Linked DNA regions of Homo sapiens: region 1 is linked to region 2. Evidence: read pairs that join two places in POLR2A ChIA-PET (ENCODE). Cell type or tissue: K562. All regions are shown on one strand. Links, peaks and the distances in the headings refer to the core of each region. The heading gives the core; the rest is flanking DNA.

The links. ChIA-PET counts read pairs that join two places held together with the same protein. Peaks named below come from ENCODE experiments on the same cell type or tissue, not always from the same donor. Only the 100,000 strongest peaks of a DNase experiment are listed, where the experiment ranks them.
Region 1: POLR2A ChIA-PET joins it to region 2 with 5 read pairs; 9 of 35 experiments call an interaction of 5 or more read pairs at or near these places.

Annotation. Positions count from the first base shown.
Region 1 is chr3:196,419,893-196,425,268 of GRCh38, reverse strand. All of the region lies in intron 1 of UBXN7 (UBX domain protein 7), which reads left to right. It also overlaps the pseudogene ZDHHC1P1. Among named protein-coding and RNA genes, the nearest start is that of UBXN7-AS1, 8.8 kb to the left of the region's middle. In K562, for the core only: no CTCF peak of the experiment used is centred there; a DNase peak (open chromatin) is centred at 2,118.
Region 2 is chr3:196,364,259-196,369,634 of GRCh38, reverse strand. UBXN7 (UBX domain protein 7) reads left to right here. Exons shown (of 11, transcript NM_015562.2): 7 at 124-214; 8 at 1,480-1,607. Among named protein-coding and RNA genes, the nearest start is that of TM4SF19-DYNLT2B, 29 kb to the right of the region's middle. In K562, for the core only: no CTCF peak of the experiment used is centred there; no DNase peak of the experiment used is centred there.

The DNA of each region.
Region 1 (5,376 bases), core at 52-5,051, 56 kb before region 2:
AGTGGACTCCAAAAGGTATGGGAAGAAATCAGAGTCAAAATGAAGTTTAGGATTCTGTTTTGGACACCTAGGTATGTAACAGTGCTATTTATGAAGGTATGGAATAGCAGAAAGGTGTGGGGAGAAGATGGTTAGCTCAGTTTTGGATAAGTTAAGGTGCTGCTAATAGGACTTCCAGATGGAGCTGTTGAAGCAGATGAATATTTGGGTCTAGAAAGAAGAGTGAGAAATCTGTCATATTCATGGCAGTTAAAGTTATAAAAATGGGGCTAGGTGCGGTGGTTCACACCTGGAATCCCAGCACTTTGGGAGGCCGAGGCGAGTGGATCACCTGAGGTCAGGAGTTTGAGACCAGCCTGACCAACATGGTGAAACCCCGTCTCTACTAAAAATACAAAACTAGCCGGGCATGGTGGTGTGTGCCTGTAATCCCAGCTACTCAGGAGGCTGAGGCAGGAGAATTGCTTGAACCTGGAAGGCGGAGGTTGCAGTGAGCTGAGATCACGCCATTGCACTCCAGCCTGGGCGACAGCGAGACTCTGTCTCAAAAAAAAAAAAAAAAAAAGGTTATAAAAATGGATGAGGCGAGGCCTAGTGGCTCACACCGGTAATCCCAGCACTTTGGAATGCCAAGGTGGAAGGATTGCTTGAGGCCAGAAATTCAAGACCAGCTTGGGCAACATAGCAAAGAGCCTGTTTCTACAAAAAGTAAAAAAAAATTAACTGGGCCTGGTGGTGTGCACCTGTAATCCTGGTTGACTTGGGAAGATTGCTTGAACCCAGAACTTTGAGGCTGCAGTGAACTATGCTCCTGCTGCTATACTCCAGCCTGGGTGACAGAGAGAGACCTTGTCTCTTAAAAAAAAAAAAAAAAAAAAAAAAAAATTAGGAAAAGAGAAAGGATGGCATCTTGCAGGAGGGAGTGTAGTGTGGGAAATAGTAGACTCCAGGACACAATGCTGAAGGAACACCAACATCCGGGGGACTGCAAAGAAGAAAGTGCAGAGAAGACTCAGGAAAAACCAAAGATGTAGGAGGAAAACCAGGAGAGTATCATGGCACTTAAAGCATCAGGAGTGGCCACGTGTGGTGGCTCATGCCTGTAATCCCAGCACTTTGGGAGGTTGAGGCAGGTGGATCACATGAGATCAGGAGTTTGAGACCAGCCTGGCCAATATGGTGAAACCCTGTCTCCACTAAAAATACAAAAAATGAGCCGGGCATGGTGGTGGGCACCTGTAATCCCAGCTACTCGGGAGGCTGAGGCAGGTGAATCGCTGGAACCCGGGAGTCAGAGGTTGCAGAGAGCCAAGATCTTGCCACTGCACTCCAGCCTGGGCAAGAGAGTGTGACTCTGTCTCAAAAAAAAAAAAAAAAAAAGTGAAAAATTATTTTGTAAATGGAATAATTAGTCTCTAATTAGTCCTTTGTTTAGCTAACACAATTAGCTTCAAGATGGCTCTCTTCTGTCCCTGTGGTGCTTCAGAATCTTAGAGTTGATAAAATTCACATCCATGCAGGACTTTAAGTGCCCCAAGGTACTTTGGGTTTATCCACTCACCTTGTCAAGTGGATAAGTCAGATGGGGGTTGGAGGCCAGGCAGATAAGCAACTTGTCTCCAAGACTGGGATTGTCCTGCTATGCCCCACCTTATGCTCCCTGAGGCTCTGAGCTGAGTTTCAGGCCTCTGCCATGTCCCCACTCTTCCATGACCCAGCTCCACAGTTTCCCAAGGATACAGTGAAGCCAGCTGGCACCTAATGGTCAGGCAGGAGGGGAACAAGTACCCCAAGCCCCATCACAGCCAAGAAAAGAGGCACAGTGGCCAGGCCACAATCTGGAGCGGATGAGGGGGCCAGCTCCACAGAGGGTCCATTGGCCCACACAGGCACTGTCCACATGCTCCTCTCAGGGACCGGCTTGTTGGAGGGCTTGTTGCCAATGTTCTTATACGTGGTAGATACTCAGTAAATGTTTGCTGGCGTGGAAACACTTACATGTTGCGGTGACCTGCCAGTTTAGCCCACATGCCTGGCCTTCCGCCCTCCCCAGGGCAGCTGTGCCTCAGCCGCTTGTGGTAGAGATGATCCCCAGACCAGGTGGTGACTGGCCCCGCTAGGTTGGGCTGTTGTGTCCTCTGGTTATGGCTTGATCAGGCTGGCATGCAGCCAGGCGAGGACTTGGCGGGCTGGGCTGCCCATAGCCTAGTCTGTTTTTAGTCTCCTGTTTTCCAGAATGTCATGTAAGTGTAATCACAATATGTAACCTTTTGAGTCTGGCTTCTTGCTCTTAAACTATTGTGTTTGAGATTCATTCATGTTGTCATGGTTAGTAGTTCCTTCCTATTTATTGGGGAATAGTATACCATTGTATGGTTGTACTGTGGTTTGTTTATGCATTTATCAAATGAAGGACACTTTCCAGTTTGGGGACATTATAAATAAAGCTGCCAAAAACAGTCGTGTACAAGTGTGTGAATATCTTTTGATAAATACCTAGGAGTGTGTTTATTGGATCATATAATAATAGTTATATTAACTTTCTAAGAAGCTGACAAATAATTTGTGACTTTCTGGTATAGTGACTTTCCAAAGTCACTTTGGAAAGTATAGTGGCTTTGAGAGGCTGATGCGGGAGGATTGCTCTAGGCCAGGAATTTGACGCCAACCTGGACAACAAAGAGAGACCCCCACATCTGTATTAAAAAATAGTAATAAAAGAGAGTTCCAGTTGTTCTGCATTCTTTCCATCATTTGGTATTTTTAATTGTCTTTTTTTTTTTTCTTTTGAGACAAGATCTCATTCTCTTGCCCCTGGTGGAGTGCAGCCGTGTTATCATAGCTCACTGCAGCCTCAAGCTCCTGGGGTCAATAATCCTCCTGCCTCAGCCTCCTGAGTAGCTGGGACTACAGGCACACACCACCATGCCCAGCTAATTTTTAATTTTCTGTATAGATGAGGTCTCCCTGTGCTGCCTAGGTTGGTCTCAAACTCCTGCCTTGGTCTCCCACAGTGCTGGGGTTACAGGTGTGAGCCTCCACGCCTGGGCTTTTTTGTTTTTTGTTTTTGAGATGGAGTCTCACCCTGTCACCCAGGCTGGAGTGCAGTGGTGTGATCTTGATTTATTGCAGCCTCTGTCTCCTGGGTTCAAGCGATTCTCCTGCCTCACCCTCCCAAGTAGCTGGGACTACAGGCGTGCACCACCTTGCCTGGATAATTTTTGTATTTTTACTAGAGACTAGGGTTTCACCACATTGGCCAGTCTGGTCTTGAACTCCTGGCCTCAAGTGATCTGCCCGCCTCAACCTCCCAAAGTGTTGGGATTACAGGCGTGAGCTACCGTGCCTGGCCATTGTTTTTTTTAAAGCCATTTCAATAAGTGTGTAATGGTATGTCATTGTGGTCTTAATTTGCATTTCTCAGGTGACTAATGATTTGGGGCATTTTTCATGTAATAACTTACCATCTATAAATCTTTTTTTTTTTTGGTTTGAGATGGAGTCTCGCTTTGTTGCCAGGGTGGAGTGCAGTGGTGCGATCTTGGCTCACTGCAACCTCCACCTCCCAGTTTCAAGCTGTTCTCCTGCCTCAGCCTCCCAAGTAGCTGGGACTACAGGCGCCTGCCACCACACCCAGCTAATTTTTTGTATTTTTACTAGAGACTGGGGGGGGGTTTCACCATGTTGGCCAGGATGGTCTCAATCTCCTGACCTTGTAATCCACCTGCCTCAGCCTCCCAAAGTGCTGGGATTATGGGCATGAGCCACCACACCCGGCCACTATCCATAAATCTTTCAAGCCCCAACTTTTAATTATGAGATTCAACAGACATAAAATTACTCTCTCAAATTGCTGTAAACGTTTCTGAATGCTTCCACTGGAATTTGTATTTTTATCTTGTCACAGACTAGTAAGAGATAGCTGGTCTAAGGACTACCATTTGGGTAGTACTGGCCTAGGTGATGGCAGAACAGGGCCTGGAACTCTGGCATCTTGGCTCCTGGGCGCATGCATTTCCCACCATTAGCACTACTTCCTGCACCATTGGTTCCTTTTGTGAACTAATGAATGTTTGCCTTATCTGTCCCCTAACTTAGTAATTCGATTTCTCTGTACTCAGTTTTTTCTGGTATGCATTTAAAAATGTTTTCGATATTTGAAAGCTTAAAAACTCCAGGATTAGAGACTGAGGTTAAAATTTCAGCTTATTTCTCACAACTGTCATCCACTCCCATATCCTTGGCAAATAGTTTAGCTTACTTTGGTATCATTGCTGGGGAAAATGTGGAACCGAAAAGTAACCTCTTGTCCCTATCATTTCTATAGAGGGATGATGATGATTGTTTTTAAAAGTCTCTGTGACTGCTATACTTTGGTTTCTGGATGGTAGTGAAGAGATGATCACTGTCCGTCTTTTGGCACTGAGAGTAGTGTAGACAATGTGCATTAGAGTATAAACTAGGAGATAGCAGCATGAAAATGGCCATCATAAGTTGTGTGCCACAGCTGGGTTAAGGAAGGCCGTTTGGTGCCATTCAGTAGCAAGTGTAAAACAGATGGAGAGAAGGACAGATAAAGGATGTTTTAGAAGGGGGTTCATGTGGTGAGAAACAAAGTAGGACTCCTGTCATGGAGTATAGATGACTGGATTAGATTAAGCCACCCTGCTGCTGCCTACAATATCGGAGCCTCAAAATAAGTCCGTTTTTTAATTTAATTTAATTTTTTTTTTTTTTTGAGATGGAGTCTCGCTCTGTCACCCAGGCTGGAGTGCAATGGCGCAATCTTGGCTCACTGCAACCTCCACCTCCCGGGGTCAAACGATTCTTCTGCCTCAGACTCCTCAGTAGCTGGGGTTACAGGCACGCATCACCATGCCTGGCTAATTTTGTTTGTACTTACAGTAGAGACGGGGTTTCGCGGTGTTAGCTGGTCTCAAACTTCTGACTTCAGGTGATCCACCCACCTTGGCCTCCCAAAGTGCTGGGATTACAGATATGAGACACTGCACCCAGTCCCAAAAAGCCCATTTTTAACAAGTTTGCAAATAGTTTAAATCGTAAACTTGTCAAACTTGTTTTATTAGCCCCCCCTTAAAAAAAAAGGTATGTTCTTCTAACTGTAGTAAGATAGAAGTCCAAATTCTTTACAGCTGATCCATCAGAAATTGTTAAGTCCCTCTTGGGTGCATAGGTAAAATGTGGGTAAAATGTGTAACTTCACTAAACTTGTTTATCACTGTTCCCTCACTTACATCATTTAGCCCTCCTTACTTTTCCTCTTCCCTTTCAGTTAACCTTCACTTCTTCATATTCCTCTGTGTAGCTCAGTGGTAGTGTTATTGGCAATTACAGTAGGACTGTTCTATCCATTCC
Region 2 (5,376 bases), core at 61-5,060:
TGAGATCTTAATACATAGGCCGGAGGTATATTTGGAGAGCTAATTGATGTTGGTGTATAAGAAGGTTATAGTTGGTTCTTTTCTTAGAGGCTGACTTTTTTTTTTATATCAATGATTTAACAGGTTTATCATGACAGTGAGGAAGGTCAGAGATACATACAGTTTTATAAGTTAGGGGATTTCCCCTATGTTTCCATATTGGACCCACGGACAGGTAAGATTTATATCAGCACGCAGCTTTTAACCTATTACTTGTCTTTCAGTTACCTAAATGATTGATCTTTAATATTTGACTGGATCTGTTTTCAGAATTGCAGTAATTTAGGTGAAGGTTTCGTTTTTTTCCCTTTATAATTATTTAAACATCTATTGATGTATGTATTTAGGACATCTTTTTCTGGCAACATTGGGAGATGGTAGTATTTTATGTTTGTGCAGTTCTGTTCTTTTGAAGAATAACTGATATGTTCATCTTACCTTTTTTAAGGGATTTTTTAAAAGTTTTTTTACCAGCTGGGCGTGGTGGCTCATGCCTGTAATCCCAGCACTTTGGGAGGCCGAGGTGGGCGGATCATGAGGTCAGGCGATCCAGACCATCCTGGCTAACACGGTGAAACCCCATCTCTACTAAAAATACAAAAAAAATTAGCCGGGCATGGTGGCGGGCACCTGTAGTCCCAGCTGCTTGGGAGGCTGAGGCAGGAGAATGGCCTGAACCCGGGAGGTGGAGGTTGCAGTGAGCCGAGATCGCGCCACTGCACTCCAGCCTGGGCAACAGAGTGAGACTCCATCTCAAAAAAACAAAACAAGACAAAAGTTTTTTTTATCATTAAAATATTAAGATTGCCCAGATACTAGTTGTAATCCCACCTGAGAAGCAGAGGGTGGAGCTGGTTTTATTAATTGATGGTGTTTTATATAGATATTGCTTTGTCTGAATCTCTTCTTCCTAAATGGCAGTAAGTGATAGCAGCAGATAAGATAGTTGCCCTATCATTACGGGTGGGAATCTGTTAGGTGAGTATAATTGATGTGACTTCTAGGTTATGAAGACACTATGTAGCATAAGCTGGTGGAGAGGATATGTCTTTACAGTACACTTTATGCATGTGCTGAAAGAGATACTTAATGAGAATGTTCAGAAAGATCCTAGATATTATATTTACAGATCCTGGTTTTTAATGTATGCATATGCTGAAAGAGATAATGAGAATGTTCAGAAAGATTCTAGATATTACCTTTATAGATCCTGGTTTTTAATCTATGCATATGCTGAAAGAGATACTTAATAAGAATGTTCAGAAAGATTCTAGATATTACCTTTATAGATCCAGGTTTTTAATCTATGCATATGCTGAAAGAGATACTTAATGAGAGTGTTCAGAAGGATTCTAGGTATTATATTTATAGATCCTGGAGAATGTTCAGAAGGATTCTAGATATTATATTTATTTATAGATCTTGGTTTTTAATCCTTAGGTCAGAAGCTAGTAGAATGGCACCAGTTAGATGTATCTTCTTTCTTGGACCAAGTGACGGGATTTCTGGGTGAACATGGACAACTGGATGGACTTTCTAGCAGTCCCCCCAAAAAATGTGCCCGTTCAGTAAGTATAATTAGGAGGTGGTGATGGGAAAATAAATGTAATTGGTCATAAGCATCTTATATAAAATGTTCGATGTTAAGATGGTAAAGATAATCTAACTAGTGGACAACTATCACTGTGGCTATAGCATCTTAGATATCCTCCTTATATTTTGATAATTTCCCACATGAGAGTTCCATCTTCTTGGTGAAATCATGATACTCATACTCCTGCCAGTCTGTCTTGCAGCTAGAGTGCAGGCAGATGCCCCAGGATCTGGATTTAGAAGGAAGCAATGTGAATAGGTTGGGCAGGAGGACTGACCTGGCAAGCCTAGTGGTAAAGGTGTCTACTTCCTGAGGGGCAGCTCTGGGAGGGCTTCTGATATCCAGGTCTAAATAGCAGTGAAAGTGGTTGGTTTTTTTGTGTGTTTTGTTTTTTGTTTTGGAGTGGGATCTTGCTGTTTTGCCCAGACTGTCCTAGAACTCCTGGGCTGAAGCAGCCTTCTCACCTCAACTGCCCGAATAGCTAGGACTACAGGTACATGCCACCACAGCCGGCTGGAAGTGGTGTTTTTTGTTTTTGCTGAAACAACTGTCATGGTATAGTTGAGCATTTTTATTGGTTAATATAGCTTTAGGGCCTGGCTCTCTGGCCCTCCTAGAATTTACTTCTATACTTAATTTCTAGAATATACTATTACTAGGTAGACATGTTTGATAATTGGTATCAAGATTGGTTGCAAATAAGAGACTGAACTTGCAAAGATACAGCAATCTCACATTGGTTTTCATGGCTGTTTGGCTTTGATAGCAGTAGGGATAAAAATAGTTTTGTTTTGTTGGTTTTTTTTTTTTCCTTTTTTTGAGCCAGAGTCTTGTTCTGTTGCTAGGGCTAGAGGGCAGTGGTGTGATCTTGGCTCACTGCAACCTTCGCCTCCTGGGTTCAAGCGATTCTCCTGCCTTGGCCTCCCAAGTAGCTGGGATTACAGACGTACACCACTGCATCTGGCTAATTTTTGTAGTTTTAGTAGAGATGGGGTTTCGCCTTGTTGGGCAGGCTGGTTTCAAACTGCTGACTTCAAGTGATCCGCCCTTCTCGGCCTCCCAAAGTGCTGGGATTACAGGCGTGAGCTAACGCGCCCGTCCTGTTTTTTTCTTTGGGCAGGATCTTGTTCCATTTCTCAGGCTGCAGTGCAGTGGTGTGATCATGGCTCGCTACAGCCTCCACCTCTTGGGCTCAAGCGATCCTTCCACCTCAGCCTCCTAAGTAGCTGGGACCACAGATGTGCATCACCATGCCAGCTAAGCTGTTAAAGTTTTGTAGAGACGGAGGCCTCCGTATGTTGTCTAGGCTGGTCTCAAACTGGCCTCAAGCAATCCTCCCGCCTCAGCCTCCCAAAATGTTGGGATTCTGGGTGTGAGCACCACACCTAGCAACATTTTTATTGTATTGTATTGTATTTATTGTATTGTATTGTATTTTTTGAGATGTGGTCTCACACTGTTGCCCAGGCTGGACTGCAGTGGCATGATATTAACTCACTGTAGTCTTTGCAGCCTTGAGAGAACTTTAAAAAAAAAAAAAACTTGCTAGCCTTGAACTCCTGGGCTCAGTCAATCTTCTTGCCTCAGCCTCCTGAGTAGCTAGGACTACAGGTGTGCACCATCATGCCTGGCTAATTTTTTATTTTTTGTGGAGGCAGGGTCTCAATATGTTACTCAGCCTGATCTCAAACTCCTAAGCTCAAGCAATTCTCCTCCCTTGGCCTCCCGAAGTGCTGGGATTATAAGCATGAACCACCATACCATGCCCAGCCTAAAAATAGTTTTAGAAGATGTGAGGAACACTTCCTTCAGTTATCACCTATAATAAAGTGCCTATTTAAGGAAAAGCCCTAAGGGATAGTATAGAAATCTTGTTGGCCAGGATGGTCTCGAACTCCTGGCCTCAAGCAGTTCTCCTGCTTGATTTATAGTTTTTTTGAGAGCATTTTGTTGTTGTTGTTTCCTTTCTTCCATGTAATGCTTTATAATGTCGTTTTCTGCTTTTGGTAACATGTTAATGCTGACCTCACAATGAATTGAGAAGTATTTCTTCCTCTTCTGTTTTCTGCAGTAGTGTCTGTAGAATTGTTGTTATTTCTTCCTTAATGTTTGATGACATTTACCAGTGAAGCTACATGGGCCTAGAGTTTTTTTTTGGTGGAAAATTTTAAACTACAAATTCAATCTTATCGGTAGATACGTGACTACTTGGTATCTGTTTCTTCTTGGATAAGCTTTAGCAAGTTGTATCTTTCTAGGGATTTGTTCATTTTACTATATTGTCAGAGTTCATTATAGTCCCTCGTGATGCCATGAATGAATGTAGAGATTGTAGTTGTCCCCTCTCTTAATTCTGTTTTTGGGAATTTGTGGCTTCCCTTTTTTCCCCCGACTGTCTGGCCAGAGGCTTAGTAGTTTTATTGATCTTACGGAACCAGCTGGGGTGTGGCATGTGCCTATAGTCCCATCTGCTTGGCAGGAATATTGCTTGAGCCCAGGAGTTCAGGAATGTAGTGTGCTATGATCATACCTGTGAGTAGTCACTGCACTCCAGTCTTTGGGCAACAGTAAGACTCTGTCTCTTAAGAAACAAAAAACAAAACAAAACAAAAAACTGCTCTTGGGATTTTGGTGGGTTTTTTTTGTTTTTCTCTATTGTATTTGCTTTCTAGGTCATTTATTAATTTGTGTTTTCTTTGAGCTTAATTTTATTTTCTTTTCCTGGATGTATACTCTTTTTTTTTTTTTTTTTAAGGTGGGGAAGCTTAGGTCATTAATTTGATACCTTTCTCTCTTCTAATATAAGCATTTAATTCTATAATTTTTCGATAAGAATTGCTATTGCTCAATACTATTTTCTAGCTACAAGAGAAATTAGTAAAATGAATTTTTTAGTTGAACACGTTTTATAAACTTAAATAGGGTTATATAAGTAAGGAAATCAGAGGAGAATGAAATTCAATAGGAGCCTGACAGTGTCTGCCATGGCCACAATTTTTAAAATCGAGCTACATGCTATATGTGCAATGTCATTGCTATAAATTTACAATCCACCTAAGCCATTGCATGTCACATAGACACCTCTACTTGCTTTTTAGGGGTGGTAAGTTCGCCTGAAGTTTACTTTAAAATTTTCCTTTGGCCGGGTGTGGTGGTGTGTGCCTGTAATCCCAGCTACTTGGGAGGCTGAGGTGGGAGGATTGCTTGAGCCTGGCAGGTGGAGATAGTAGTGAGCTGAGATTGTGCCACTGCACTTCAGCCTGGGTGACAGAGTAGAACCTCTCTCAAAAAAAAAAAACAACCAGCAAAAAAATGTTTTTCCCTTTAATTTTTTGCTACATGATTGCCTGATAGTAAAAGCCAAAATGTGGTTTCTTTAGTTTTTTATTAGCAACTCACACTTTTTTTTTTTACCTATTTATTATGGAAAATTTTAAGCATATTCAAAAGTTGAAGTAGTTTATTGAGCCTCTTTGTTAGCTAATTTCGGTAATTATCAGCAGATGGCCAGTCTTCTTTCCTCTGTATCCCATCACATCTGAATTATTTTGAAGCTAATCTCAGAATTCATTGTTTCATTAATTAATACTCTGGCATATATATTTAAAAGATAAAGCCTTTTTTATTTTTAAAAATACTATCACAATGTCATTATTATACCCTTAAAAATGAGCAGTAATTCTGTAATATCCTGAAATATCCAGTGTTCAATTTTAGATTATCTTACGATTTCTTTCCTCTAT